Regions from separate parts of the Mus musculus genome. Here all the other regions are linked to region 2. A link is a loop called in an ENCODE intact Hi-C map of the cell type or tissue named here. Cell type or tissue: heart. All regions are shown on one strand. Each heading gives the region's core, and the rest is flanking DNA. Links, peaks and the distances in the headings are about the cores only.

What was found. Peaks named below come from ENCODE experiments on the same cell type or tissue, not always from the same donor. Only the 100,000 strongest peaks of a DNase experiment are listed, where the experiment ranks them.
Region 1: a loop joins it to region 2, with 5 times the contacts of the local background. A loop is called at or near these places in 1 of 42 quality-filtered maps.
Region 3: it touches region 2 in a loop (5-fold over the local background); 1 of 42 quality-filtered maps calls a loop at or near these places.

What each region holds. Positions count from the first base shown.
Region 1 is chr13:55,629,590-55,640,299 of GRCm38, reverse strand. It overlaps Caml (calcium modulating ligand), which reads right to left. Exons shown (of 4, transcript NM_007596.2): 4 at 7,884-8,491. The coding sequence ends at 8,300. It overlaps Ddx46 (DEAD box helicase 46), which reads right to left and starts at 5,301. Exons shown (of 23, transcript NM_001282055.1): 1 at 5,105-5,301; 2 at 2,086-2,274; 3 at 366-509. The coding sequence starts at 5,121. In heart, for the core only: no CTCF peak of the experiment used is centred there; a DNase peak (open chromatin) is centred at 5,279; H3K4me3 peaks cover 1,789 bases; H3K27ac peaks cover 1,134 bases.
Region 2 is chr13:55,566,363-55,577,072 of GRCm38, reverse strand. Fam193b (family with sequence similarity 193, member B) reads left to right here and starts at 5,953. Exons shown (of 11, transcript NM_145382.4): 1 at 5,953-7,368. Gm31364 (a long non-coding RNA gene) reads right to left here and starts at 5,977. Exons shown (of 2, transcript XR_873486.2): 1 at 5,648-5,977; 2 at 2,598-3,337. In heart, for the core only: no CTCF peak of the experiment used is centred there; DNase peaks (open chromatin) are centred at 5,892, 6,262 and 7,102; H3K4me3 peaks cover 2,601 bases; H3K27ac peaks cover 2,289 bases.
Region 3 is chr13:55,617,736-55,628,445 of GRCm38, reverse strand. It overlaps Caml (calcium modulating ligand), which reads right to left and starts at 5,441. Exons shown (of 4, transcript NM_007596.2): 1 at 5,190-5,441; 2 at 3,275-3,735. The coding sequence starts at 5,355. In heart, for the core only: no CTCF peak of the experiment used is centred there; a DNase peak (open chromatin) is centred at 5,455; H3K4me3 peaks cover 2,715 bases; H3K27ac peaks cover 1,590 bases.

The DNA of each region.
Region 1 (10,710 bases), core at 1,865-9,864, 62 kb before region 2:
AGGCATGCATAAATCAATAAAAAGAAATCTTTAAAAAGTTGTCAACCAATATCTAACTATCAGAAAAAAGAATCTCAAAGAAAAAAAAAACAAAACTGAGGCCAAGGATGGAGCTGAATACAGAGGGCTTACCTCAAATGGTGACCAGCATGCCTGAGACAATAGTCACTGCCCCACAAAAGATGATAACAGAAGTTCTGACCGTTAATAAATAAGAAATAAGGGTTCAGTGTGGAGTGTAAAAACAATAGAATCTGCTATTCTCAACTGAAACATAAGCCCCACAGCCTAATAAACACTCTGCCAACACTTCCCAGCGAGCGTCAAAGCCTGTAGCAGCAGGCGCAGTCTGAGGACGGCGTTACCTGTTCTCAGTCTTCTTGGTTTTGCTGCCAGGACTGGAGGACCGGGACCGCCTGCCCCGGCTTCGACTCCTTGAGCGCCTTCTATCTCTGCTCCGAGATCTTCTCCGCTCTCGGCTTCTGTCTCGCTCTCTACTTCTGGAGCGCCTGACGGGAAGAGTTTTCTTTTATTTTGTGGCCAAAGAGAATTACTGCAGACCGTGACTGTCCCAACCCGAAAAGGCCTTACAATTATGATCACTGCTGAGGCCTTACAGAGCCTCACTTAGCTACCAAATCAGCCAAACAGGAAACAAGGGACGCCAGTTCCCACGAGAATCGAGGGAAATGGGAGGACACTAGTTCCCATAGTGACCTTAGCTAACACAGCAGGCTGTAACAGATACTTTAAATTTCAGGCAGTCTCCAGCTAGAGCTGCAGCTCAGCCCTGGTCACTGGCTGAGCTAATCAAACTCCTAATCTCAGCAAGGGGGAAGTGTTGCCGAGGGGAGGCCTGGGCCTTCATAAGGACACAGACAGACCTGGCTCAAAGATCAGAATCTTAAGACTAAGAGGTGACACTTCTCCCCTAGAGCTGCTAGTTACCACGTGACAGAGGGCAGACCCCCAACTCCCTGGATCCCAAGTTCCTCAACTAGACAATATGAAGAATTCACTATATAATCTCCAGTCTTGTTTCTGTTGTTGTTTTGAGTCTCACTGACTTGAACACAAGGGATCCACCTGCCTCTGACTTCCTAGCATTGGGATTAGAAACATGTGTAACCACACCCAGCCTCAAAATCCATGACCTAAAATTTGCAATTTTATTCTCACATAAAGTCAGAGATAAGCATATGGGGGGGGGGGGTGCGCACAGAGGCAGGATGGAGCTCTGTGAGTTCCAGGCCAGCCTAGTCTACAAATCAAGTTTCAGGACAGCCAGGGCTACACAGAGAAACCAGGGAGGGGGGTAGGGGGGGGGACTGGGGGGAGGGGACCGTGAATGTTACTTATTGAGTAACTGATTTACTTAACAAGCGCTTGACAGAACTGTGAGAGCTGTCTGAGGGACACATGACAGGAAGGTGAGCAAGCCTACACTCTAAACTGTCATGGGTAACTGCTTCTCTGGAGTGCCAGGTCCTAAGACCACAGCATTCTCACCTTCCAACATCCTAAGAAGACAAAGTCCTAGTTTAACACTGTCATGCGTTCTGTTTTTAAAGACATTTTCATGGAGAAAAGCTGTAACTATTGACATTGGTGTGAATAAATATGTAAGTAAATAGAAAATAGAAAAGTGGAGTGGTTTTCAGTTTAAATCTAAGAACAGTCATTAAATTAGCTTAAAACAGCAAGGAGAGCCCACAGAAACTCTGCCCTGTTTCTTCCCAGTGTCTGCTTTAGTGGCCACTCTTCACACAAGGGTCAGCCCTCTTGGGCAGAATCAAATAAAATCTGCACGAGCAGAGCATATTATCTTACTTTTATCTCTCTCAGGGACTTCAAGGTTCTCTCTGGATTACAGAAAACACAATCTAAAGTTTCCAAGCTTAAAGATACCGTTTAAGACTCTCTTTATAGACAAGTCCTGTGCTTAATCAAACAATGGTTAAAAAAAAAAATAGCAGGAGGCCCACAAACGGGCCACTAATTTCCAAACTAGAACACAGCTTTGGAGAAGCCCAATTTATCCGGGAAGGCCCAGTATCACTGGTTCTGCAGAACTGGACGTCTTACCTCAGGCGCTTCCTGTCCCTTGACCGAGATCTTCTCTTGTCCCTACTCCGAGACCTCTCTCTCCTCCGGTCTCTGTCTCTGCTCCGAGAGCGTCTGTCATCCCCACGTTTGCTTCTTTTGTCAGAGGGTGAGCGACTCCTCGATCGACTTCCAGAACGACCTCGAGATGCTGAGCGTTTTCGGTAGTGGCTACAACAGTATCAAATCCAAGATCAAACTTAGCATCTGTATAGTCCTGACTGTCCTGGAACTCACTCTGTAGACCAGAGTGGCCTTAAACTCAGAAATCCACCTGCCTCTGCCTCCCGAGTGCTAGGATTAAAGGCATGCGTCACCACTGCCCGGCTGTCTATTTCTATGTTTAAAAAAAACTCACAGAAAAGATACAGCCAAGATGAAGTGACATTTTAGAAACCACAGAAGGAAACATAAGCAGGAGCCATGCAGACAGGCAGGGGCCCTTCCAGGCGAAAGGCACATGGGCAAACTCATGGGAAGGAGTCCAGACCGGCACATGAAGGAAAAGTGGCAAGAAGACAGTTACACAAACTAGTCAGTGGGCCAGGGGTGGGGGCCATGCCTCAATCCCAGCACTCAGGAGACAGAAGCAAGCGCATCTCTGAGATCACAGCAGTCTAGTCTACACAGTGAGACTCTGTTTCAAAGAAAAGATGAGAGAAGTGGAAAGAGAAGAGGAGAGAAGTGGGGAGGGGAGGGGAGGGGAGGGGAGGGGAGGGGAGGGGGGGAGGAAAGGAGAGAAGAACTCAAGAGAGCACCACGAGACAAGATCAGAGAAATAGCAAAATACTTAGATATGGAGAACCTCACCGGGTCTTACAATGACTGTCTTTTACTCCGAGTAAGATAAAAAGCTATAGGGCCACATATGGCAGCAGCCCCCTGTAGTGTTATTAAGGTGTCTAAGCTACTGAGGAAAGATCACTATGTCAATCAGGCTAAGATCAGTATGTTCTCATCTCTAAATAAATATTTTAATTAATTTATGTGTATATGTATATGTATATACCTGAGGACAAATGTGTGTGTGTGTGTGTGTGTGTGTGTGCGCGCGCGCGCACTCGTGGAACTGGAGTTACAGACAGCTGTGAGCCACGTGGATGCTAGGAATTGAACCTGGATCCTCTGGAGCAAACCCAGGGCTTTGAACCACTGAGCCACCTCTCCAGCCCCATGAGTAAATATTCTTACAATAAATAACAAAAAAGGAAAAAGTTACCGGAAGATGTTTAAGCATGACTATTTTTAAAGTTATCACTCAAGAATCAGGTATGCAATGCCAGCACTCAGGGGTGGAGGCAGTGCCTCTGGCAGTTGGAAGCGCAGCTTGTATCTATAAAAACGAAAGTATTGTCTTGTTGCTGAGCACAGAACAGATCAAACGGAGGAGGCAACAGGAGGAGAGAAACCATGAGACTGAAGCAAGCATCCGGCTTCAGAGAAGCCCCGCTTAGGTCAGAATAGCGAGAGTAGATGCTGAGAAATACCAAGATCTCCAGTGGAGATAAAACATAGAAGCCCAAAACACTAGCACTGACTCATCTTAATTATGAATTAAATACCAAGTATGAGGGCAAGAGAGAAGGGCTGGGTGTCTCCACATGGGACCAGAATAAGCAGGAAAGGGAGGCTGTGCTGAGGGGAGAGGCCATGGTCGTCCAGCCCATGTTCCGAATGTGTGAGGCCCTGACATCAGCTCATAGCAGCCTTCCTCGCCATCACTGAAGGCTGCCATTACTAGGAATCAACAATCCATTCGCTTTCTGAGCCTTCTCAGGATCTACCTAGAAAGCTCCAGATGAGCGGAAGCCAGGCACCACAGGAAGTCAACTGTACGCAGGTAAATGGGTGAAAAGGACCTTCTGCGAAAGGTCTGGGGAGTCTGAATTTCCTCTTGAAAGTAACAGGATCCAACAGATACTAAGTCAAAAAATGGCAAGGTCTTATTGTTATTTTGATTCCAGCAATACAAATATAATAATTATAACAGCAAGATCAAGAAAGGTAATTCAGGCCGGGTGTGGTGGCGCACGCCTTTAATCCCAGCACTCAGGAGGCAGAGGCAGGCAGATTTCTGAATTCGAGGCCAGCCTAGTCTACAAAGTAAGTTCCAGAACAGCCAGGGCTATACAGAGAAACCCTGTCTCGGACCCCCCACCCCCCCAAAAAAAGAACCATGGTCACTGGCAATACACCCTTTATACGGAAGATGCTACAGGTTTTTTTGGTTTGCAAAAATTTCAAGCTGCTCCACTCACACTTGGCTTGTTTCCCTGAACCTAAGTTTTAACCCAGTACGCCAAGTTTTCATTCTCCCTACACAGTGAACCACAGTACCTTTCAGACTGGCTACATACATACCAGTCATCTCATCTTTCAAGATGATGATTATAATAATAGTAGTAGTAGTAATAATATCATCATCATCTACCTCAAGGTCCTAATCCGTTATTAAAACCTAAAGTTTTGAAGACACCGTAAGGTGCCCGCGTGAAAGGTTTCACAAAGAAGCAGGCAACATAGTAACAAAATGTATCCGCGGAATAAATGGCCATGGAACAGGTGTTTTTGTTGTAACCCAATAAAAGCCGGTCCTGCACATATAGCAGGTGCGTAAAAAAGGCCTGCATACGCTCCTTCTAAATGACTTAGGCAGAGAGGCCCACGTGCGCACGAAAGTAACCCAGAGTGGAGGCAAACAATGTTGTGAAGACGAAGAGGAACGGGAGTGAACCGGCTCTGGGTTGACCCGGGGGATGAGGCGGGAGGCTCCGTGATGGGCGGGGTGGGGTCAGGGGGACTGTTCCCGCTCAGGGCTCGACCGGTGGTCGCAAGCTCACGGCAATCGGCTGCCCTGCATGCCAGCTGCGCCTCGTCACAGCCCGGGTGACCGGGTCCTCAGCAGCCACACGCGCGGCCACCCGCACTCTACCCGCAGCGCCGCTCCCTCCACCCGCTCGCTCCCCTCCGAGCCCAAGAAGCCGCTCGCCCGCGGACTCACCGAGACTCCCGGCCCATGCTGCCGGCCAGCAGAAGGCCTGCGCCCTCGGGGACGATGCGCAGGCCTATGAAGAGGACAAAGGAGGGAGGCAGCAAGCTCTCACGGTACCGAGCGAGGACCGGTCCTACGAAATGGACAGAGCTCCAGCAGTGACCGCCATCAGAGCGTGGCCAACGAAAACAGGATGTGCTGGTGCCGGGGTGCGGAAGGAAGGAGCGGGCGGAAGGAAGCGGCTGCTTCTCCAGAGCGCCACCAACCGACTGGAGGCCGCGCGGCGCGGGCTGCGCCGGCAGCAACAACTTACTTTTCTAGCGCAACCCGCAGCCCTTTTTGGCGCTATGGAGTGTGCCATCAGCCAGGTCAGCCTTGCAAAGGGTCTTCGCTGCAGACCACCGAGGAACCTAATGCAGCCTGCGGCTCTCCCAGGGAGTGTGTCTGTTTGCCTTAATCTGCATTAACTAATGCTCCTGTCTCCTTATATGCTCCGTACTGAGTCACTTATGTGTATGCCAGATCCTGACAACTAATAGTAGTGATGTGTCTTCGACACAAGGAGCATCATACTGAAGAGGAAAGACTCTTCAATATGAGATGTGAAGACTTAGAATCTACAGAACAGAGATAAACTGCACTAAGGATTATAATAGTTCTTAACACTGGGAAGCTTTCGGGGCAGGGGGGAATACATGATCCGTTCAACCGCTCAGGAAATGGGGCCCAAAGGCACCAGACAAAAAGCACGGGCCTCCCTCTTGCTCTGGCTCTTTGTCTGGATCACTCCATTTCTGCTTATTATCTTTATATTCACATTTTGACCTGTCCTTTAAGTGTTTTACTTACCGAACTTACCCCTATACTGGAACAAAGAAGCCCTCCCAAAGGATTTCCTATGCCTACAAACACCTCAAATGACCAATCAGATTAAAGACAACCTGGCCTTGGTAGAACAAAGCAAAGCAAGAGCAAATAGATTCCCTACCTACAGAGGTCCTCCAAGACTGCAAAAGACTAACTTCATGACTGCAAAAAATGGAGGCGTCTATGCCTTCCTAGGAAAAGGATGTTTTCATGAAAACCAATTAGGCCTAATAAAGGGAACCACTGAGCAACTATTTTAAAACAAACTCAAAACCAGAAAAGGAACAGACAATGCATTCTAGAAGAACACCTGGATGCCTGGGGCCATGCATCACACCATTGGCAGGTGCGGTCATTGGTTTTTGGTTGGCTGGTTGGTTGGTTGGTTGGTTGGTTTTCTGAGACAGGGTTTCTCTGTGTAGCCCTGGCTGTCCTGGAACTCACTCTGTAGACCAGGCTGGCCTCGAACTCAGAAATCCATCTGCCTCTGCCTCCCAAGTGCTGGGATTAAAGTCATGCGTCACTACTGCCTGGCCTATTTTTGTTTGTTTGTTTGTTTGTTTTCTTTGTTTATTGAGACAGGCTTTCTCTGTGTAGCCCTGGCTGTCCTGGAACTCACTCTGTAGACCAGAATTTTGGTTTCTTTTTTTTTTTTTTTTTTTTTCTTTTTTTCAAGACAGGGTTTCTCTGTAGCCCTGGCTATCCTGGAACTCACTCTGTAGACCAGGTTGGCCTCGAACTCAAAAATCCACCTGCCTCTGCCTCCCAAGTGCTGGGATTAAAAGTGTGTGCCACCACTGCCCAGCCAAATTTAACATTTCTGTTCGAGTTTGGTTTTAAAAGATACTCTGCATAGCTAAAAAGATTTCTCAGAGGTAAAGAGCCCTTGTTGCTCCTGCGGAAGATCTGGGTTCGATTCCCATTACAGACACGGTGGTTCAGAACCATTCATAACTCTAATTCCAGGGGCTCCAATGCTCTCTTCTTACCTCCCTAAGCACCAAGCACACATATGGTATAAATACATACAGGCAGGCAAAACACACAAGATAAAATGAATAAATCTAATAGGAACAATCTTAAAAGACATGTAGCTCAATGTCAGACCACCAAGCTGGTGTGCACAAGGCCTGAGTTTGGTTGCAGCACAGAAAGTCAAGGCAAAAGACAAAGACACACTTGTGAGAATGTACAAGAGAAAATTCCCAACTATGACTGTGACTAGAGAAGCACATTTTTGGTAGAGCTGGAGAGGCAGGTACACAGTTAAGAGCAATTGCTGTCTGCTCTTGCAGAGGACTTTTGATTCAGTTCCCAGTCCCCACAGGGCCGCTCGCAACTGTTTACAACTCCAGGGGATTCATCTGACTCCCTCTTCAGGCCTCTGCAAGTACCAGACATGCACAAGGTACACAGGCAAACATGCAGGCAGGACACGCAGACACATCAAATAAAACTAAATCTAAACAAAAAAGAGATGAATACAAGATGCATAGAATATAAACCTTTAAAAAAATGCATAGGGCTGGAGAGATGGCTTAGTGGGTAAGAGCACTGACTGCTCTTCCGAAGGTTCTGAGTTCAAATCCCAGCAACCACATGGTGGCTCACAACCATCTGTAATGAGATCTGATGCCCTCTTCTGGGGTATCTGAAGACAGATAGTGTACTTACCTATAATAAATAAATAAATCTTTAAAAAATAACGTATAAATACTTGGGTAACTGCCCACCCCTCAAACGTCAGCGTTAGTGCTAGGCAGGCATCCTGTCTCCAAGCTCCACTACGGCCCACGGGTACAAACTGTAACCACGTCTCCCTTTAAATATGTACGTGTACATCGACTCAAGAAACGATACATCTAGCTACCTCTTTCAGGCTTTGTGTTCAAATTTTTAAAAATAAAATGTACAGACTTCTATTAGTCAATCTAATTCCATTCGCTTTTATTTTGAGGATGGTTTCATTTCTCAGGAAGGAATGACAGAAATACAAAGTGCAGTCTTTTAGGCAGGCTGAGACCTGTCTATCTAGTCGCCTAAAAGGACTAGCCTGGGCCTACAAGAGGGATTACAAATCTCAGACATTAGAGGAAAAGTGGAAGATTGGACTTCTAATTAAACAAGAGAAATCGTTAGTGCTGTTCGTTAACCTAGTTGGTTACTCAGACCAGTACTGATACAAAGTCAACCCTTTTAAATCAGGGAAACGATTACATTGGATTTCTGTAAAGCCAAAGATTTTGATGAAGGTATAAACCAAGTTGCCCCTTTTAGAGACTCTGCAGTGTAAAAGAGAAGTTGTTGTCATTTGTAAACTTCTAAGTTCCTCGGGTTTCAGGGTACTTCAGGACCCCAGTAATCAAGCAGTTCATGACAGAAAATGAAGGTGAAGAAGTAGACGCAGAGGTCCGTGAAGACCTCGCCCATCTTGCTGTAGGTGTCCATGGACCGGTTGATCACCTCAGCGGGAATCCCAGACAGCAACAGCGCAGCTGTCAGCACCGTCGTCTTCACCTTCTTCTCGCCCTGTACAGATGAAAGGGAAGTTAATCGTTTGCTCTCAGCAGACTACGCCTGCGCTCTACAGACAGGACAGATGCCGTCTCTCCTCAGTTGTCAAAACTGCTAATGAACTGTCAGAACAATAACATGACAACACTTACTGGGCACAATAGGTAAATCCGAGGATTATTAGGCAATAGGAGACATCAGGATGCCCAGCAAAATTGTTTTATAACTATGTCATTTTGCCTAGCCAAGATGCAGCACATCTTTAATCCCAGCACTTGGGAGGTAGAAACAGGCAGATCTCTGTGAGTTCAAAGCCAGTCTGGGATCATAGTGAGTTCTAGGACAGCCAGGGCCCTGTAGAAAGTCCCTAATTAATTAACTGTGTCATTTTGGAAACAAGACATAGTAACAACTTTTGAGATACACAATGACAACAGGGTAAAAAAAATGAGAAAAAATAAAACTGGATATGAGGCTATGAATGAAATGATAGTGTGTAACATAGGGATCCAAATGGCACAGAGACTGCACTGGTGTCTTATGTAAACAAAGCACAGGGAAGGGATCTGGCAGTTCTGATGTCCAGTATATCACCACATACAGAAACATATAGGGAAGGGTTTCAGAGGAGAGAGAAAAGAAGCTTTCAGAGATGAGTAGCGTCCTGTCAGAGCAGCAGAGAATGATATCATATGCTGAGTCTCACATATGAGATCCCACATATGTGATATCCCACATATATCTCATATGAGATCCCACACTGGCTTCAAGTTTGCTACACGTCGAAGACTTACTGACCCTTCTACCTCCCCTTCCCAATGGCTGGATTCATAGGCTCTAAGCACGATGCTCAGATCCACAAGATGCTAGGTTCAGATTCAGAGCCTCACTCCTGCTAGAGTGCTATCCCCTGACACTAGGCTTTTTTTCTTTTAAGTTTTCAAGACAGGGTTTCTCTGTATAGTCCTGGCTGTCCTGGAACTCAAAGATCTGCGTGCCTCTCGGCCTTGGAGTACTGGGATTAAAGGTGTGCGCCACCACCACTAGTCTTGTTTTTGTAAAATTATCTTTAGTTTATGTGTATGGGTGTTAGCCTACATGTATGTTCACATACCACATGCATGCCTGGTGCCTGCAGAACCAGAAGAGGCCATCAGATGCCCTGGCACTGGTGTGATAGAAGCTTAACCACTGAGTTGTCTCTCCAGCCTCAGATTCAGTTTTTTTTTTTTTGTTTTGTTTTGTTTTTTTAAGGTTTATTTATTATTATTATATATAAGTACACTGTAGGTGTCTTCAGACACACCAAAAGAGGGTGTCAGATCTCAATACAGATGGTTGTGAGCCACCATGTGGTTGCTGGGATTTGAACTCAGGACCTTCGGAAGAACAGTCAGTGCTCTTACCCGCTGAGCTATCTCTCCAGCCCCCAGATTCAGTTTTTTAATGGAATTCAAAGGTGATCTCTAAAATTTATTTATTTAGTATCACTAAATAGCTACTGGTAACTCAGCAACTTTAAATATATAAAAAGCTATATAGTTAACCAAGAGCAATGAAAGCTTATGTCCACATAAAGACTCATACTAGGATATTCTTGCCGGATGCGGGTGGCATATTCCTTTAATAACAGCACTTGGGAGGCAAAGGCAGGGGAATTTCTAGGTTCTAGGCTAGCCTGGTCTGTAGAGTAAGTTCTAGGACAACTAGGACTACACAAAGAAACTGTATCAAAACAACCAAATAAACAAGATTCCCTATCAACAGGGTTCCTGGCTAACATGGAACTCCTTCTGTAGACCAGGCTGGCCTCAAACTCAAAGATCCACCTGCTTGTGGCTCTCAACTGTTAGGATTAAAACATGGACCACCACCACCTGGCAAATAAATAAACTTAAAAAAAGAGAAGAGGGCTGGAGAGATGGCTCAGTGGTTAAGAGCACTGACTGCTCTTCCAGAGGTCCTGAGTTCAATTCCCAGCAACCACATGGTGGCTCACAACCATCTGTAATGGGATCTGATGCCCTCTTCTGGTGTGTCTGAAAACAGCTACGGTGTACTCATATATATGAAATAAATCTTTAAAAAAAAAAAAGAGAGAAGGAAGATCTACTGCAGTTGTGGATGGTAGAGTGAGAGCTGAAGAAACCATATGTAGATGTTTCTTCAAGAAAAACAAGAGACTTGGACTATGAAAGCTCACTTTGGGTTAGATATTCCTCACTTGGGGCTTC
Region 2 (10,710 bases), core at 1,045-9,044:
AGAACAGACATCATGACCACGGAAACTTTTTTTTTTTTTTTTTTTTTTTTTTTTTTTTTTGGTTTTTCGAGACAGGGTTTCTCTGTATAACTCTGGCTGTTCTGAACTCACTTTGTAGACCAGGCTGGCCTTGAACTCAGAAATCTGCCTGCCTCTGCCTCCCGAGTGCTGGGATTAAAGGCGTGTGCCACCACACCCGGCTTGACCACGGAAACTCTTATAAAGGACAATATTTAGTTGGGGCTGGCTTACAGGTTCAGAGGTTCAGTCCATTATCACCAAGGTGGGAACATGGCAGCATCCATGCAGGTATGGTACAGTGGGAGCTGAGAGTTCTACATCTTCATCTAAAGGCTTCTTGAAGAAGACTGGCTTCCAGGCAGCTAGAATCAGGGTCTTAAATCCCATACCCACAGTGGCACACCCACTCCAAAAAGGCTACACCTACTTGAACAGGATCACACCTTCTAATAGTGCCATTTCTTGGGCTGAGCATATATAAACCTTTGTTGGTTGGTTGGTATCAGTTTTGCTATGATGGAAAATAAAAGGCTATCAGAATTAAAATAAAAAGGCTAGTCAGGCAGTGGTGGCACATGCCTTTAATCCCAGAACTTGGGAGGCAGGGGCAGATGGATTTCTGAGTTCGAAACCAGCCTGGTCTACAGAGTGAGTTCCAGGACAGCCCGGTATATACAGGGACACCCTGTCTCGAAAAAAACAATAAACAAACAAACAAACAAACAAACAAATATGGTGGCTCTTGTCAAAATGACAGCACCAGGACAGACCCTTAGTCTGTAGCCATTGTTTGAGCTGTCCACGGTGGTTCATCACCTTTCTCCCTTCAGCTGAAGCTGCCCTCAAGAGCTATTTATGTTAGCAGAACCCTTCCCTCCTCAGCTTACTGTAGTCGTGAGGAGCTGTCCATGGTGGTGACACCTTCTTTCCTGTCTCAACCTACAACATAGGAGCTGTCCTCAATGGCATCAGCGCCTCCTCTCCAGTCTCCCCAAGCAGCCCCACAGAGCGTTGCACAAAAATCCATCAATCCTTGAGCAGGAGAGTCCACCAATCCCTGAACAGGAATTCCCACCAGTCCCTGAGCTTCGCAAGCTCAGGACTTGAAGTCCCACCAATCTTCAACCTGGAAATCTCTACTCTGAGTAGCTCTGCCCCCTAAGAAGTACTATATAAGCCCCGCCCTTTGTTTAATTTTCTGCTGTTTGTTCCCGGGAACAAAGGGCAACCACCCTTGGATTTGACCCTCCATACCTTGGACCCTCCCAACAAATCTCTTTCATGAGATTTGCTGCCTGGTGTGACTCTCTTATTGCAAGAAGCCAAGAAGCAATGAAGAGAAGAAGCAAGCAGCAAGGAAGAGGAGGAGGATGGCTGAGGCTCCTGAGCTCAGCTGGGGATCCCCTCTCTTGAGAGCTTCAATGCCTCTGCTGCGGAGGCTTACTCTCAGAGTATGGTTCCTGAGCTCCTGTGTCTCATGATACCTTTCCTTTGGGACTCTGTCCCATCTCAGAGCCATGTGGTTCTTGGGCTCTCTGTGTTTTACCTTCCAGCAGAGCAGAAACATTTGGGACAGCAAAGGATGTCTACATGGACCACACTGTTCTAGAAGACCTGCTAATCTGTTTCAACAACACGAAACTGGAGTTCTTCTCAGGACCAAATTATCAAAAAGCTCTGTCACTTCCCTCCATGGTACAAAGCACAAAGGGCTTCCTGCATAGGATAATAGGCAAGTACTGTGTAATGGGTTAGGGACTTTTCTATGCCCTCCTTTGCCCAAAACAATGACACAGAGACCTGGTATACTTATTATATACTTCTGAGCACTATAGCTGGGCAGATACTGATTTATTCTAACCCAAATATGCTTCCCTGGACTTCTCAATCACCTCCTGTAATTCTGAGCTTTTAGCATTTAATCACAATTTTACTTGACCCAAAGTTTGGCTGTGTTCATATGTCTTCTGTGGCTGTGTTATGGCTTCCGCTTTTAGCTCAGACCTTGCACTGTCATTGGCTTGGTCTCTGTCTCGTTTATGACTTCCATGTGTAACCAGGATATGAGTCTTCTTAGATCCTGACCCCTGCTCCCCTCTCTGGGAAGTTGATCTTGACATCTCCTCAGCCCAGCATATGTCAGGTGGGCATGAAAAGGGCCAGCACATGCTCACATTTCAGGACTCTGTTGCTGTCTCCCAACCCCTTTGACCACCCCACTCTCCATCTGTGGGTTGAAGAACTGTTTTTCCCCCCAAGCATTTAATTAATTGATTATATATATATATATATATATATATATATATACACTGTAGCTGTCTTTATAGGGACTCAAATACCATTACAGATGGTTGTGGGCCATGTGGTTGCTGGGAATTGAACTCAGGACCTCTGGAAGAGCAGTCTGTGCTTTTACTGGCTGAGTCATCCCTCCAACCCCAGTGGGGCTTCTTAAATGAGCCTCTCTGTGTTTTTTCCTCCGCTGTCTTTTTTTTTTCTCTCTGCAGCTAGCCACACCTGACCTCCTGAGAAACTGTGTTGCTAAGCAACCGTTTTTTTGGTTGTTTTTTTCTTTCTTTTTTTTTTTTACCAGCTGCTCTTACGACTTTTTTCTCTCTTAAAGGAACAGAACTAAGAAACTGCTCTGTATCCTGAGCACACTCGTTTCTCTTCTCATCCAAACTTTAAGTTTGGATTTCTGTCTCAGATTTTTTGTAAGTACTTTCCCGACATCCAGTGCCAAATATAACTGCACTGCCTCTCACCTGGGACTTTTCTAAGCTTGCATTCCATGCCCCATGTTGGGCGCCATATACCCTTAAGAGTTTTTGTTTTTGTTTTTTCCCAAGCTTTGTTCCCAGAAACGATGACTCTGAAACTTCTTTTATATAGATCAATAACTTTCACTTGGTTCCCTGACTTGCTCATATCTCAATAGTCCAGTTTATTCTATTCTAGAGCCACATGGTTGTTTACCTGCTTCTCAGATTTATGTGTCTGTCTCCTCAGAATTTGGGTGAATCTCTCATGTACCTGATTCATTTCCAGAATTCTTTCTCTCCCATGCAGGTGTGTTACCTTTGAATTCTGCCTCAGCTAACTGGCAAAAGGCTTTTCTATTGACAGGTGAATATTTATACACAGTGCACAATGACCTTATCCCTACAACTTCCCCACTACATGGCATTACCTACCATGTTGGTCTGACTCTGACACCTCCTCCATCTGATTCCTCATGTTGAGTCCTCATGTGGTCAACTGAGACCTTCCCTCTTTTAGGGTACGGAAGTCCCGCCTTATTCTCTTCTGTCCAGTTCTTTAATGACCAATCAGAAAATAATGGAGGGCAGTGTTTTACAAAATACCAAATCAGGAAATGCTTCATAATAATGCCAATACCAATTCTGGACTACATTTGGATCTCTGGGTACAGAATTCATCACTTAAATACACAGTGCTCAAAAACATCCTCAATATTGCCCCTTTTTAGTCTAGAAAAGGACTTTCTCTTAGATTAGTAAGGTATATATAATAAGAACAGTTATGGAAGCTATCAGGTAAAATTACTGTTGCTAACTGTTTCTAATGCTTTGTCTTATTTAGACTCTCACAAGCATTGTTTCCAGACACTGAGGGTCCATAGCTGGCTTTGATCAAGAATTGCCGTGCTGGGCGTGGTGGCACACGCCTTTAATCCCAGCACTCGGGAGGCAGAGGCAGGCAGATTTCTGAGTTCAAGACCAGCCTGGTCTACAAAGTGAGTTCCAGGACAGCTAGGGTTATACAGAGAAACCCTGTCTTGAAAAAAATCAAAACAAAAAACCAAAAAAAAAAAAACAAAAACAAAACCCAAAAAATAAAAATTAATCATTGGCTGGAGAGATGGCTCAGCAGTTAAGAGCACTGACTGCTCTTCCAGAAGTCCTGAGTTCAATTCCCAGCAACCACATGATGGCTCATAACCATCTGTAATGGGATCCGATGCCCTCTTCTGGTGTGTCTGAAGACAGCTACAATGTACTCATATACATAAAATAAATCCTAAAAATAAATTAAAGTCAGGGTTTCTATTTCTACACAAAACATCATGACCAAGAAGCAAGTTGGGGAGGAAAGGGTTTATTCAACTTATACTTCCACATTGCTGTTTTTCACCAAAGGATGTCAGGACTGGAACTCAAGCAGGTCAGGAAGCAGGAACTGATGCAGAGGCCATGGAGGGGTGCTGCTTACTGGCTTGCTCTTTTATAGAACCCAAAACTACCAGGCCTGGCATGGCACCACCCACAGTGGGCCCTTTCACCCTAGATCACTAATTGAGAAAATGTCTTACAGCTGGATCTCATGGAGGCATTTCCTCACCTGAAGCTCCTTTCTCTGTGATAACTCCAGCTTGTGTCAAGTTGACACACAAGTACACGTATGCGCGCGCGCGCGTACACACACACACACACACACACACACACACACACACACACACAGAAATGTTGGGCCTGAGGTCACACAAATAATGAGGCACAGGCCGCCACAATCCAAAGTCAAACAAAAGCAGCTTTTATTCACCAAGGGAAACTCTCACCAAGAGATCTAGCTGGACTAGAGATGCAGTTAGGCTCGGGAGCTGAAGCAATGAGCCCAAGAAGTGGGCTCACAGGCCTTTTAAAGCAGAAAACCACAACCAGGTATGAAGTGGAAGATTAGGGTGAGGGTCTAGGCAACCTTTACCATGGTTGGTTGTGGTTAGGGGGCTTTCCAGAGGTCCTGGTTCCTGATTGGTCTGTGGTGGCCCCTAGGTATTCCAGGGAAAGAAGGGTGGCAACTGTTTCAGGATCTTGGAGAAAAGGCCAGATGTTCCTCCCCTTCCCTGAGTGGTAGACTCTAGAACATTTGTGGTTTTTCTTGGAATTGGGGCCATGCAAAACGGAGGACAGACTTCAAGATGGAGCAAGTTAGGCCAAAGAAGTTTAACCCAGTCCCACCGACACACACACATACACACACATACCTATTAAAACAATAAGATAAATAGAGCAATTTTTAAAAATTGATTTACTTCTTGGTAGTCAAAGTTTCAGATTTTGTTCTGATTGATGTTATCAATATAAATTCCACGTGTAACTACTAAAAAGTTCCAGTTTCACTCGACAAGGCATAAGACAGCATTGGAAACTTAAAAAAAAAATACATATATTTTTTTGTTCCATGTGCCTGAATTTTTCTCCCCCTGTGGGAAGAAAATGGGTGGAGATGACATATTAACAACTAAAATGCTGAGCTATTAAAACATTTCTAATTTTGCTTTGTGGGTTAAAGACCTCTCTCGCACATACCACTTAAAAAAAAAAAAAAACATTGCCAGAGTATGTGCTTTAATCATTTCATCCTTGTCACGCCGATCCTATTATCTATTTAAGTGACCCCCTTCCCCATCAGCCTCAAGAACGACCTGAGTCTGGGTCCTGCAGTTCTGAGCACAGAACGTGGGGCTCCCAGTAAACGACAAGTAAAGACCTGCCTATTCTTTCGCCTCAGGCTGACCACAGGTGTGGTGGGATGATATCTAGGAATCTATGGTAGGCATTTTGCAGCCAGTGCTTGTCCATTGCAAAATGGGAATAATTCGTACCTGTTTCCAAGTGATTTAGGGAGGAGCCAAGAGATGAGCGTGAAAAGTTCGCAGCAAAAAGATTAGTAACTCACTCATTATTTAATGGATAATTAAGCTCCTAGGCCCGCTATTACAGAGCCCAATGTGTTTCTCCAGCCGATCGCAGCCTTTCGGACTAGTGCTTAGGACAGGATCTCGCCCGGGGCTGGTCTCCTGCGAAGCCCAGCGAGGTGGCCTTATTAAAAATGGCGCTGGCGGCTTCCGTGGCGACTGCGGCGGCGCGGACTGAGTGTGCCCTCTGACCTGTTGGCAGCAGGCGGGGAGGGGCGCCGGGCGCCGCCATATTGGCTGTTGTCCTGTGAGGGGAGCGGCGGCGGCGGCGGCGGCGGCGGCGGCGGCGGCGGCGGCGGAGGCGCGAGAGGAGCCAGCGAGCGGGGGAGCGGCGCAAGAGGCAGCATGACTCGGAGGCGGAGCAGGCCAAGCGGCGGCGCGGGCCGGCGGGAGCGGGCGCGGGCCGCGGGGCTGCAGAAGCCCCAGGCGCCCGAGCCGCAGCCGCCGCCGCCGAGCCTGGAAGCGGGAGCCGGTGCAGGGCCCCCGGAGGTGCCCGCCGAGCTGGATTGCGACGGTCCCCGAGAGGAAGAAGAGCCCAAGCTGGCTCCAGGCCCTCAGGTAGGATCGAGCAAAACGACTCCGACTGCCGGGCTGCTTACACCTCCCCAGAGCGGGAGCGGGAGTGGGGCGGGAGTGGGCATGGACCATACTGTGGGTCTGGGACCAAATCCCAAGTCCGGGGCAGATGCTTTCAACCCGCTTGCCGGGAGTGGAAGCTGGACCCCTCTCCAAAGCCAAAGCTCAGCCAACCCTCTTGCGACCCTTGTAAAGCTACCCGTTCAGGCCCTGCTCCGGAGCTAAATCTTCTGACCATTTATGCTCTCTGGGACTCGCTCAGGTCCCGAGACCACCGCTTAGTTCTCTGCCCTCCACTTCCCTTTGGAGCCACCTGATTCCCCCCTATCCCCTAGCCCCTAAAAGACCATCATCTCAGGGCGCTGGAACCTGCAAGGCTGCAGCCTCTGTGCGCCCCTCCACCCCCGCCCCCAGCAGCTTCATCCCTTCCCCTGCACGGTCTGCAGCCGCTACCCTCAACAGCTGTACCTCTCTGCATCTGCCTTCCGGGACCTCTCTCCTTTCCCTACCCAGCAGAACAGTTGGCGGCCCCAAAGACTGTTAGAATAACTCCACTAAAGAGGAAACCCTTGTTCTCCTCCTATCTCCTGTCCCATAAGGAGCCCCCACTCCCACCTCCAACCCCCGCCAGTCCACTAGTTTGGTGAATCCTGCGAGACTAAGAGTATTTGGGAGGATTCTCGGAAGCTTCCAGCTTGCCACCTGGAAGGTCACTTTCTTTTGAGCAAAAAGGAGCAAACAGGAGAGGCGGGGGTGGCGTGGGCCACAGTTGCTCAGGGAGGGTTGTGGCACCCGGGGCTGGGTGGCTCACCCTAAGCTTGCTCTGACAAAAGAGTTTTGAGTTGGTTTTTTGGCTGAGCCTGCCAAGGAAGGCAGGCCCCTGCAGGAGTCTTGGAGGGTCGGATGCAGCGCCCGGATGAGGACGAGGCGTGGCGGAAGATGCGTTTGGCTCTGCAGACACTGCATCGGGCAGCAGGGGACTCTGGGAGGCTGGTGCAGCCTGAAGGCATGGCTCTTGACAGCCTTCTAGTAGAATCTCTGGAATTGTGCATGTGAGTGGGGATGCCATTTGGGGTACCATTCCTGGAACGCTTTCCCTGACCTCCCCAGTTAAACCAAGTGCCCCCTCTGTGCCCACCACCCTCTTTGCTTCCCTTCAATGGCACCACTCCTTCTGTGATGAAACTTGTTGATGTGTCTGTCCCAAGCACTGAACAGTGAACACCACGGGCTGGGAGGATGCCCTTCGTGGGCTCCTCCACGCCTGTCCCAGGCTTTGCCTTTATGGAGAAGTAACTAGGTGAAGGAGGGGAAGGTTGAATCAGGCTAGAACCTGCACTTATTGTAACCTACTTTTGATGCTGGTCTCCTTTGTGTCTCGTATCACGGTGAGAGGATTTTTAATTAATGAAAGTATCTCAACTTCTTGGATGTCAGAAGCATACCCAACATCCCGCTCTGCAGCCTAGGCTGTCACAGGTTGCCCTGTGCTCCTGCTGGGTCTCCATTTCAACCAGACATTGCTTCCCCTTCTTACCTGTTTTGACCACCCCCCATCCCCGCCCCCAAAGAGTGTTGTTATCTAGAAGAGAACCATGCAGCTAGCTGTCTGTTTTCCTCTTTCTTTCCCATTCAGACATACAGTGCTCTAGAGCCCCTGTCACATAGAGAGCCCAGAAAGTTTGGATGGTGTCTTAACTGTCCAGTTTCATTGAAATGCAGTTGTCCCAAATTTGAACCTTCATTAGTACCTCTGATCCAGGTTTTTATAGATTCTTGTCTATAAAGAAAGACCTAGGATGGTTAGCATACCTTACTTTTATTTTGTTATTTTTAAAGATTTATTTATTTTATGTATATGAGTACACTGTAGCTGTCTTCAGGCACACCAGAAGAGGGCATCGGATCCCATTACAAGTGGTTGTGAGCCACCATGTGGTTGCTGGGAATTGAACTCAGGACCTCTGGAAGAGCAGTCAGTGCTCTTACCCGCTGAGCTATCTCTCCAGCCCGCATACCTTCCTCCTCCCCTTCCCACCTCCCCTGTGCTCTCCTCAGCACCTAGCACTGATTTGATGCATTAGCCAACTGATCTGGTTCTTTGTCTGCTTTTCCATGTACACTGTAGAGTGCAGGAGCTTTGTCAACTAGTCACCAGATCCCTGTCCTAGTGACTAACAGATATTAGTAAACAGACTAGAGGATATAACTACAATTACCCCGTTCTCAGATGGGAAAACAGAAACCCACAGCAATTAAACATTTACCCAAATGACTCCCACTTACAAACAAGAGGCAAAAAAACTCCAATCAAGTAAAAATTCACTCTTACACACACAAGGGAGCTGAAAGACCAGCTCTGATTGGACTCCGCTTTTTGCTAAGGGTAGAAATGAGAGTCAAGATACAGCTTTTTGTGCTCTGGTCAAAAGTTCTTGTTGTCAGGGTAGAGGCTGGACATTGCTCTGTCTACTGTCATATCTTTCTTAAGGATCTTGGTTTGTAACCCCCCTCACTTTTGTCTGGATGTAGAGTGAATATGAAAGGTAAAATTCAATGTTACCTGCTGAACCAAGTCTATGGGTGGCAAATAAGACTACATCCAGCCCACAGACTTATTCTAAGATCCAAAACCCATACACTGTTTTTTTTTTTTTTTTTTTTTTTTTTTTTTTTTTTCTTAACGTAAGTGGGTGTTTTGAAGCAACTGTGTGGCAGGGGGGCAGTAGTTTGTGCCTGTAATTCTATTCTAGCGCCTGGGAAGCTAAGGCAGGAGGATAGCCTTGAATTCAATGCTAGTCTGCACTATATAGCAAGTTACAGGCCAGCCTAGCCTACATCACCCATTTTGATAACTATAGGAAAAAGTGAAGCAGAGGATGTTTCATACCCATATCTGTGCCTCTTAGAATCCTGAAGCATTGCTCGTGCTGAACCCGCGTCTCTCTAAGTCATCCTGAGTGCTTGGGTGGCAGTGCTTCCTTAGGTAGCCTGGCTCCAGCTTGGTTCTCTGTAGCTCTTAGCTCACTCGTGTGACTTGGACACTTTCAGATACAATCTCTTAAGATTATTTGGGATCCCAAAAGGCCTTTCAGTTGTTCTAGCTCACTAAATCTGGTCTATCGCCCAAATCCTCCAACCCTTTTACTTGGAGATAAAGCTTAAATAGGTACTGTTCTATTAGCAAAGGATGGTGGAAAGGCGGAGGCAGGTCAGCTCACAGACCTTCAGAGCAGTCCAAGGAGGCCGTGAGAACAGCCTGACAGACTTGAATTTAACTCCCCCCTCCCCACCTCCCGCTTTGTGTCTCAGAGCTGCTTTCTTTCCCTATTTGAGCCTTGTCAACAAGAGAATGTGAAAGCAGCCTAGGATGGTGGCAGGACCTGTGTAGTGTGCCCAAAGCCAGCCTTACCTACTACTTGTACCAGCTGATTTTGGTCCTAACCATTCAGCTCGCAGCCTGTGTGCGTGCTTAGAACCCAGGAGGCATGCTAAGGAGCCTGGGCTTCTTGGCGGTGAGCTCATCCTGCCCTTCCCCTCCCGTCTCTCCAGCATCTCCTGGGACAGTCCAGTTTAGTGTGAAGGGCCTCCAGAGACCTGGTTCTTGCAGTGCTAAGAGGAAATCTGTTCCCTTGAGGAACTGGCTGAGGTGATCAGTCAGTACGGTTATTGAAACCATTTCATTATGTTTAATTCACTCAGCAAGCTTCAAAATGATCTCTGTAACCAGGGCCTTTGTTTTCGATACACAGAAGGTCCAGGTGGTTCCTATCCTCAGACCTTCTCCTGCCGCCTCGAGCCTGCACCACGGTCATGGCCAGTGGGAGGAAAGGATCTAGGGGCCACCCTGCCTAGAACCACCTAGTTCTTTTTGTAAGCCAGAAAGAAATCTCAGTGCAAAAATGCCAATGACATTTGATGATAAGGACTTGCCCACTCCACTTAAAGTTTTTAGCTTCCTTAAGATGTCTAAGAGTTACTAGCTTAATGTCTAATAATAGATGGGGGATTGTAATCATAACACTTTTACTTACTGTACATAGAAATTTTTAGAGTAGGGACCATTTTAATTAAATCACTTTAAGGGTATATATTGTGTGTGATCTTTATTGCACAGTATGTGGCTGTTGGATACCTCACAGTGCTGACTCCCTGGTCCTAGCTCAGGCCAGGTCTGGCATACATACTATCATACCCAGTGCACTCTTGCCAACTTCATTTGGCAAGTGAGTCCAGGCTCTTACTTGGTTACTGTTAGGGACCAACAAGTCAGACTTGTCAGGCACGTAGCACAATGGTAGCTATAACTGTAGATGCTTGCTTGTTTGGATGCCCAGGATATGGTAACCCAGGGAATGCTGGACAGAGAAGCTTCTCAGAGCCTAGTCTAATGG
Region 3 (10,710 bases), core at 1,224-9,223, 51 kb before region 2:
TTCTGTAGAAGAGTAAAGCTAATAACATGGTCTGAGTCTCTAACCATAAAACACGCTCAAACGTAATTTTTCAGTGTGCTCCCTCTCCAAATGTGTTCTCTTACACAACAATCTATTCTTTTTTTTTTTTTTTTTTATGAGACAGAATCTTATTATGTAGAGCAGCAGTTCTCAACATGTGGGCTGCAAGCCCTTTGAGGTTCAAATGATCCTTTCATAGGGGGCACCTAAGACCTTCAGGAAACATATTTACATTACAACTCATAACAGCATCAAAACTGCAGTTATGAAGTAGCAATGAAAATAATTTCATGGTTGGGGGTCACCACAACATGAGGAACTGTATTAAAGGGTCCAGCAGGAAGGTGGAGAACCATGACTATAGAGGCTGGCCTTGAACTCATGATTCTGCTACCTCAGACTTCAGAGTCCTAGAAGTGCCCTAAAGAGCCCAGCCCAAAGCTTACCTTTTTTTTTTGGTTTTTCAAGACAGGGTTTCTCTGTGTAGCCCTGGCTGTCCTGGAACTCGCTCTGTATACCAGGCTGGCCTCGAACTCAGAAATCCGCCCGCCTCTGCCTCCCAAGTGCTGGGACTAAAGGTGTGCGCCACCAAGCCCGGCTCCAAAGCTTACCTTCTTTGGTAACATTAAGTGGTACAGTAACGGGCTGGTGAGATGGCTCAGTGGGTAAGAGCACCCAACTGTTCTTCCGAAGGTCCAGAGTTCAAATCCCAGCAACCACATGGTGGCTCACAGCCATCTGTAACAAGATCTGACGCCCTCTTCTGGAGTGTCTGAAGACAGCTACAGTGTACTTACATATAATAAATAAATAAATCTTAAAAAAAAAATATCCAGGTTTCTCTTGAGACATCTTTGACCTATGTGACATTTAGAAATAAATTCAAAAAAAAAAAAAAAAAAAAAAAAGTGGTACAGTAACATCTCTCTCCCCTGGAGGAGACTGACAAATGACTAAAAGTCTGCATAAACCCAGCTTCCGAGGGAAGCCACAGATCCCTCTGACAACAACAACCTGGCTTTCTTGAAACAGAGTAGGGTGGGGGCCTGAGAGATGACTCAGCGAGTAAGAGCACTGGCTGCTCTTTCAAAGTACCCAGGTTCAAATCCCAGCACCCACATGGCAGTTCACAACTGTCTGTAATTCCAGTTCCAGAGGATTTTACACCCTCACACAGACATACAAGAACACCAATGTAAATTAAAAAAAAAAAAAAAAAGCTTGGCAGCTTGATATCTCATTTTCAACAAAAGGAAAAAGATCAATATGGCACTTATTCTACATAATTATTACTAAGATGTAAAAGGTCATCAAAGGGGCAAAGGAACAAACATTGTCCTGTGGCAGAGGCAAGAAACAAACAACTGAATATCTGATATGAGTAAAACCCGAAAACCAAAACAACAAAAATCCTTACGTAGAAATGAGGCACTGGGCCTGGATAGATGGCACAGTGGGAAAGAACACTTCTTGCTCTTGCAAAAGAACCGGGTTCAATTCCCAGTGCCCACATGGCAGCTCACAACCACCTATAACTCTAGTTCCACAGAGCTCTGTCACCCTCTTCTGACCGGGAAGGTACTCTGCACACACGAGTATACATACATATATGTAAGCAAAACAATCACACAAATACAATAAACAAATCTTTGTTTTTAAAAAAAAAAAAAACAAAGCCGAGAGTGGTGGCGCACGCCTTTGATCCCAGCACTCGGGAGGCAAAGGCAGGCGGATTTCTGAGTTCAAGGCCAGCCTGCTCTACAGAGTGAGTTCTAGGACAGCCAGGGCTACACAGAGAAACCCTGTCTCAAAAAACAAAAAACAAAACAAAACAAAACAAAACAAAAACCAGGCATAGCTTTTGAATCATGACAGCACAGAGCCCTTAAATAAGAGCAGCTCTTGGCTCGCAGACTAAAATCATCTGGCCTCTGTTATGGTGAGAATTTATCATCAGAGAGACAATCAAATCTGTTGAACAGATTCTATTTAAGAAAATATTTGCATAAAATCAGAGGTTTTGTTATTGTTGTTATATTGTTTTGCTTTGTCTTTGAGACAGGGTTTCTCTGTGAAGCCCTGGCTGTCCTGGAACTTGCTCTGTAGACCAGGCTGGCCTTGAATTCGGAGCTCTGCTTGCCTCTGCCTCCCAAGCGCTGTGATTAAAGGCATGAGCTACTATGCCTGGCTGCATAAAGCACATTTTAAAACTTGTTTTGCCTTACGATGTTTTGTACATACCCAATATACAGTAAGCATTCTTAAAATGACTATTGAATGGTCCTACTTCAAATCAAGACATTGGGAGGCTGGAGCAGTGGCTGGTTGGGTAACAGTGTTTGAGTTCAGTTCCCAGCACCCCCATGGTCGCTCACAGCTGCCTGCGATTCCAGTTCCAGAGGATCTGACACCTTTTTGTTTGGTTGGTTGTTTTGTTTTTTTGTTTTTTGTTTTTTTTTTCGAGACAGGGTTTCTCTGTGTATCTCTGGCTGTACTGGAACTCACTCTGTAGACCAGGCTGGCCTCGAACTCAGAAATCCACCTGCCTCTGTCTCCCAAGTGCTGGGATTAATGCGCCACCACCGCCTGGCCTGACACCCTCTTCTGATCTCAGGAGGCACCAGGCATGCACATGGTACACATACATACATGTAGGCAAAACACAAAAATAAACTAATAATAGATCTTTTGAAAAAAGCTCTCACCAAGACACTGAACTGTAACTGTGTCTTTCTGCGCTCTTCTACGTCCCATCAGGAACTGTCGTTATGAGGCTACTACATTACATACTGCAGAAACCCTTTCTGAACTATAGACAATGCCAATCTACACTGAACCACAAGGAGTACATTTCAATGCCTCAAACTACTTGGAAAACTACTAGCTAATACAGAGTATATATAAGCATCTGGACTTCCGGTTCTGGGATGAAACTGCCTGTATTTCACCCCACCTGTCAGCGGCTGTGTAAGAGAATTCATCTGAGTCCTTGTGGGTTCAAGCAGCATATAGTGCATAAAGATGGAATTTAAATCAATGAATAAAAGACAAGCATATAAAGTGGTACCTGGCATGTAGACAGATGTTAGTTATTACCATAAATAGGCTCTCATTCTCTAACTGGGATAATAACAGAATTTATACTACACTTTCAAACAGCCTGATGATAGATCTGGTAATGCTGGCAAGAAATCCCTATCACGACAACTCAACTTGCATTCTTCTAGTTAATAACTGGAAGCTCTTGTCTTACCAAATATTTGCAAACAAAGGCTCTGACGCCAAGAGCGAGCAGAGCGCACCCCACCAATCGAAATATTCGAAAAGAGTCAAACTCTTCCGCGGTACTTCCATCTTCCTGGCTGGGTTTCTCGCTGATCAGCTGTTTGCGCAACTTCATCGCTTCTTCGAATCTGGAAAGGTACTGTTCTAGGCCGTGGTGAGAAGCCCTCTGGGCCGGGTCTGCTGTCAGGTCACCTCTGGTCCGCTGCCGGAGCTCAGCTCCATCCTTACTACTGCACTCTGGTGCTTTAATGAATGAGTCCAGTTTGTCTCCCAGCTGGGTTCCCCTGACTTCTGCCACACCACCGAGCTGGTCAGCTCCTCCTCCATCGACTGAATCACCAAGCACTACCCTCTTTGAAACTGAAGGGATGCTGAGGGAGTTCAGTTTGTCACTGTCCTGTGGCTTTGATTTTGTTTGATTTTCTTCTTCTGAGGGGGGAAAAAATAAAGCCTTGTGTATTACATATTCACAAACACCTTAAACACTCCCACTGCTGCTAGAACTTGGTCTCTGAATCCAGACAAATACTGATGCAGAAAACAAAGCCAGCTCCTTCGTCTTCACCTTCAAAATACAACGCCGCAAAACTAGCACTCTGGCAGAGGGGAGTTCAAACAATGAGGACAGAAACTACCAAAGTTAGCACGGGATGTCCCAAGGAATAAAGAATAGCTCTTTCACAGACAAAATACTCAAGAGGTGTGCCTCAGTTTCTTTCACTAGCTAATACTGATAAAAATACAAAATCATTGAAGTCTTTCAAGGTTTCTATTTTACAGTTGCATTTCTAACTGTGAGCACAGGGTGTGGCGCCGCCTGTACCCACTGTTGCTGTTCCCGGGCAGCTATGAGCAGGCACTTTTAGGATGCTGTTCTAGCTTTTAAAGAGAGAACTCTAAAAATGATAAAATTTTTCAAGCAAAAGAACAGAATAAGAAAGGGACTTGAGAAAGACAAACACCAACACTTTAAGAATATCTTCAGAATGATCACTACAAAAAAAATATTTTCTGTACTGTTTCAGATGATTTTGAAAGTGGTAGCCATATCTCTCATTTATATTGTCTAGAAGTTCAGAACTATATCTCTAACGCCTCAGAGAAATTCTTGAGTTCTACCAAGCTCACAAAGAGCAACTAAAAAGCCAATTACTAAAGGAAACACCCAAATCGAAACTTAGAGAGGCCAAGCATAGTAGAATTCAATTGTGTCCACAAGAAAACAGTGTCCTGGACACAAGGTTGCATGAAAGATGAATTTTCTTAGGGCAAATGCAGTTATTGAAACGTGATGTATGTATGGTAATGAAAGGAAATCTCTGCAGGGACATCACATCTTTCGGGAGGACCTGTGTGACAGGTGATAATTTTGAAAGCAATGAGCATAGCCACCAAGATAGGGAAATAGGGTCTCTAATCCACAACGGACGGACCAGCCAACAGTTGAGTAATGACTGATGTGGTGGACGAGAGTTACGAAGCAAAAGGCAAAAGCTATGTCATGGGGAGTAACTGGGAATAAAGGCATCTGGAGCTTATAGGAAAATCTCCCTGGGAGGTCTGGGGATAAAATGCACAGCCTTCAAGAAAGGCGAGTAATCAGGAACATAGGGGTTGTCTCAGATAACCGTACACAGAGACTCAGGAACGAAGGCTTTGTAGCCAGGGTGGAGACGACCTCCGGGCAAGGATCCAAGAAAATAGGAAGCAACAAGGAGCGTCCTGGGGTTAAGCGACAATATAATATGGGTCGTCACCTAGGGAGCGGTGACAGAGTTCGGTCAGAATGCATTTTGGGGACAAAATGTTTACGAGCTGGAGTGGGCAGAAGGAGCTTGAAGACTCAAAGAGGTGGGCGGGAGACGGGAAACCGAAGCTCTCACCCGAGCCGCTCCCGGGCCTGTGAAAGCCCATGATCCGGTTGATGCGTTGCTCGGAGTTCATGAGCAGCTTTCTCCTCCGCAGCTCCGCTCGCCGCTGAGAAGCCGACAGGCCCGACGGCGTCGCGGGTCTTTCCCCGCCGTCCGTGGCCGCAGGCACCGGCTCCATGCTTTCTCTACGGTCTAGATCAGGCTGACGGTAAAGGCAAGGATGACTTATGGCAGGGCCGCAGAGTTCGCTCCCACTCCCACTGTAATCCCGCCCTCTAAGGGGCGGGAACTGAAGCGTGAGCATGCGCTAATCGGCTGCGCCAGGCTCTGCCGCCATGTTCAGTGAGGGCAAGCCCAGTTCAAGGGTTCCCTCTTCCTAAGTTGGCTCGCAGTGCTCAGGTTTCTCGCCACCAGGTTACCTCACAGCTGCTCTCGAAGATGAAGAGACGGATGCCCTCCTGATGAGTGAAATGACAGTGAGGAGCAGGTCCATTTTATTCTCTGCCAGGAAGCAAAATGGAGGTTGCAGCGGCGGGAGCTTTTTACCAGCCAACGCGTCTCTGCTCCTTGGATACGTAATTGCGGGTGCGACGCTCTCCGGGAGCGTGGCCCTGGGATTTGGTGGCTGTGGTGATCCTAGTTCTTTACTGAAAATGTCTGGACAACAAACGAAGGAGCCTCAATCCACTATCCAGTCCCAGGCCGTCCACTTCTCTATGGAGCTGCAGAAAGAGCTCTCTCTCCTTCTTACTAATCCGGGAGTCACACTGCGGACTCTGGCTACACCTAACAGCCTTGCCTCGGTAGCCAGAGAGCTCACGTTAGGAACAGACAACGGGCCTGGGCTCGGTTGTATACTCTTCGTTTGTTTTTGTTTTTCGAGACAGAGTTTCTCTGTATAGCCCTGGCTGTCCTGGAACTCACTCTGTAGACCAGGCTGGCCTCGAACTCAGAAATCCGCCTGCCTCTGCCTCCCGAGTACTGGAATTAAAGGCGTGCGCCACCACCGCTCGGCGGTATTATTATATATTACAAAGGATCCTGCAGTCTGAACCAGCTTGTTCATTCTGAGTTCTCTCCCCAGCTCAAGTGGTGGCGTGCTGAAGGAATGCGAAGAGTTAAAACCGTTCAATACTAGCCAGATTTAGTATTTCGGGAAGTGCAAGCTTGAGCAGTTAAAATTAACTGTTTCATTCCCTGCGAAGCCGCCCATTTGACATGGCGTGTGCCAGCTGTTGGGCTTTTCAGATCAGACCTGGTACGTCTTTGGTGAAGCAGCAGCTGAGGAGACACCCCAGAGCTCACCATAGCCCATGAAAAACCCAAGGAAGGGGTCAGGCCTGAGCACAGTGATCATATTAAGGTTAGAGGCAATAAACTAATGAAAGCCATCATATGCGGCAGTGTTTGTCAGCAAGGCAGATCAGGTTCCCATTTGATGGGCAACCAAGCAATGAAACACACCCACCCAGTACGAAATGGAAGCTCAAGATGCAATTGATGCATTCCATCAGTAGACAAGTGGCTCCAGAATTTTGTTCTACACCAACAGATTATCAACTAGTGGTAATTAGCCTGGTATGATGGTGCATGCCTTTAATCTAAGCAATGAGGAGAAAGAGGCAGGTGATTCTCTGTGGGTTTGATGATAGCTTCGTCTACACAATCAGTACAGCCAGAGCTACACACTGAGACCCTGTCTCAAGAAAGAAGAAAGAAAGAAAGAAAGAAAGAAAGAAAGAAAGAAGGGAGGGAGGGAGGGAGGGAGGGAGGAAGGAAGGAAGGAAGGAAGGAAGGAAGGAAGGAAGGAAGGAAGGAAGGAAGGAAACAAAAAACTGCTGTCTGCCTCACTTTATCCTGACTTCCGGTGCACAGCTGTCTCTCCTCTTACGTCATTCCTTCTGTTTGGACAGAGAGTAACTGGTGCATGGGTATGTCCACCAGCTTTACAAACACCTAAATGGCCAATGTTGCTGTCTTAGTCACTTTTCTATTGCTGTGAAGAGACACCATGACCAAGGCAACTCTTATAAAAGAAAGCTTTTACTTAGGGCTTGCTTGGAGTTTTGGAGGGTTATCAGTCCGTGATCATCATGTTGGAAAGTACAGTATAACACAAGGTTCTGAAACAGTAACTGACCTTATATCCTGATCTGCAAGCCATGAGAAAGAGAAAGAGACTCAGCCTGCTGTGAGTTATTGAAATTTCAAACCCCATCTCTGAGTGACACACTCCCAACAAGGCTACACTCTTTATCCTTCTCAATACCATTCCTTAAATATGAGTTTACACATGCATACATACATACATACATACATACATACATAATTATAAATGGTTTTGAGCTAACATGATGTGGGTGTTTGGGACTGACCTCCAGTCCCCTGAAAGAGCAACAAATGCTCTTTACCACCAAGTCATCCCTCTTCATACAGTCTCCTCATTCAGTTCTCTCTCTCTCTCTCTCTCTCTCTCTCTCTCTCTCTCTCTCTCTTCTCTTGACTGTTCCTCTCTAAATAACCATGGCTGTCCTGGAACTATGTAGACCAAGCAAATTATTTTCTTCTCAACAACAGAAAAATACACCCCCCCCCAACAAAAAAAGCCAACATAAAACCCCTTCTATGCCTTGTTTAATTAGAGAATTTTTTTTTGTTTTATCGGAGTTTGGAGGTGTCACTTGTCAGGGGTTAAGACAGAATCTCACTCAGCAGCTTTGGCTGGCATGGGACTCACTATGTACCAGACTGGCTTCAAACTCAGAGGCATCTTCCTGTTCCTGTGCTGAGTGCCTGGTATGTGTGGAGGCCAGAAGAGGGAGTCAGATCACCCGGAACTGTGGTTATAGACAGTGAGCCACCATGTGGGTGCTAAGAACAGGCCCTGGATCCTCTGTAAGAACAGCAAGTGCTCTGAAACACTGATCCATCTCTCCAGCCCCCAATTCTGTCTGTATTAAAAAATACTGAGCCATCTGGCAATGGTGGAGCATGCATTTAATCCCAGCACTTAGAAGGCAGAGAGGCAAGCAGATCTCTGAGTTCGAGACTAGCCTGATCTACAGAGCAGGTTCCAGGACAGCCAGGACTATATAAGAGAAACCCTCTTTCAAAAAACAAAACAAGGGGCTGGAGAGATGGCTCAGTGGTTAAGAGCACTGATTGCTCTTCCAGAGGTCCTGAATTCAATTTCCAGCAACCACATGGTGGCTCACAACCAACTGTAATGAGATCCGGTGCCCTCTTTCTGGTGTGTCTGAAGATAGCAACAATGTACTCACATATATTAAATAAATCTTAAAACAAAACAAAACAAAAACTAGGGAACTCTTTCTGAGAAACACATGCCAAGTTTCAAGGTCAGAGAGGAAACAACACAATGGAAGTGGTTATCTTGACCGTCACTGTCTTAAAAGTCTCACTCTCACAGGGGATCACCAGGGCCAAGAGGTGGGAGTGGGTGGGGGGGGTGGTTGTGGGAGGGTGTGGGGGACTTTTGGGATAGCATTGGAAATGTAAATGAAATAAATACCCAGTAATAAAATAATAATAATTTAAAAAAAAGTCTCACTCTCTGGTTTCAACTCGCAACTTTTGTGCTGAGTGTACTAGGGGCGGTGTTTGAGTCCAGCTCCTGTGATGATTTTCTCACAGGGTTTGCAAGTCCTGCAGACACTTCCTCTCAGGAGATAAATGCTCCCTTCCTGCCTGGCCTTTGAGTACTTAGAGAAGCAGTCCCTGCCAGCTTTCATGGCTTTTGCCTCTGTCTCTTCCTTATCTCACTTTGGGGGGGGGGGGAAGTAATGGCCTTACTTCACATCACTGCCAAAAGGCTGGAAAAAATAATTCAACAGATAGCCTGGCATGATGGTGCACATCTTTAATCCCAGAATTATGAGGCTGAAACAAGACACGTGAACCTCAAGTTCAAAGTCGGCTTGTGCTACATATTGAGATGAAGGCTAAGGGAAGTGAATGTATGAATTTCCCTGGGGAGATGTGAGCAGACACCTATTTAGTCAGATAAAGCACCAATAATTGACCAAAGAAATGACTGTACCCAATTCTAGCCTAGTGAGCCAGTGAACCCGTTGTGGTCACACACAGAGCATGGGTGACATCATCAGCCGCCTAAGCCCTGCGGCATGATATCAACTCATGGAAGCCCCGTTTTTGGATGCAGTGTGCACTATGAGAGGGAGTCTCCTGTCCCCAGTAGCTCTTACTGCTTCTACAACCTTGGAAAGGGTCCTTGTGACTCTTATCACACTCTTGAGCTTCCTGGGCCTGTGAGTTTCCAGAGCTTTTCTCATCTTCAAGGAAAGCTCCAATTGGAAAGAAATAGCTACAAAACATGAAGACCCCAACAGTCAAAATACAGCCCTTATGCCTTTCTCCCTAGAGCCCGCCCTGTCCAGGATGTTGTCTAAGACTCAACAAAGGACACAATGGCAACCTAGAGATGTTAGTTCTACTCTAGCTACTTTGCTGTGCAAGTCTTTACCTATCAGGTTTACAGGAACCCCAGTCCCCCCAAATGCTGGCACCCATTTCCATCTACCAAAGGTGTGGTTGGGATATGAGGGAGAGAACAGCCAGAGACATCTGGTGGATCCCAGAACAGAGAGATGACGTAGTCAATTGAATATGGCCAGCAGACTGGACCAGGCCATGAGCAGAAAGGGGTAGGTTGGGCAAGAAAGGAAGACAAGGAAAGTGAGAGGCAGGAGAGGAGGCCAAGAGAGGAAGACAAAGGAAAGGGAGCATGGTCTTAACGCGGAGCTCTGAGGGAGGGAACCTGAGAGCTGAAGTTTTGGGTAGGTGGTGAGAAGAGCTACAGGTAGTGGTGGTACTGAGCGGGTCTGGAGGCCAGCACTTCCGCATGCTAATAAGCAGCACAGCCTCTTTTTCCTTTTTTTTTTCTTTGTTTTTTTTTGTTTGTTTGTTTGTTTTGTTTTGTTTTGTTTTGTTTTTGAGACAGGGTTTCTCTGTGTAGCCCTGGCTGCCCTGGAACTCACTCTTTAGACCAGGCTGGCCTCAAACTCAGAAATTTGCCTGCCTCTGCCTCCTGAGTGCTGGGATTAAAGGCGTGTGCCACCACGCCCGGCTCGCATCACAGCCTCTTGTCCTGAGTTTCTTCTGGACTTCAAGCACCTGCTAAGAACCACTGAGGCACACCAGTAGATCTTAAATTGTATTCAAATTTGTTCTTGTTGGACATAATTCCTTTTCTTTTTACTTAAAATTATATAAGTGTATGGGTGTTTAGCCTGCCTGAATTAGTGCCCTCGAAGGCTAGAAATGGGGGGTAAGATCCCTGGAAATGAACTGTCATCAACAGGAATTGAAGCCAAGTCTTCTAGAAGAGCAACCAGTACACTTAACCACTCAACTAGCTTTCCAGCATCCTGGTTCATTTTCTTAACACAGTTTGATTTTTCTAGAGTTTAAATCTTACTCCTAACTTCCTTTTGTCAATAGAAAATCACCTCCCATACAGGGACTGACTTGAAATACTTGGTCAGACCCAATT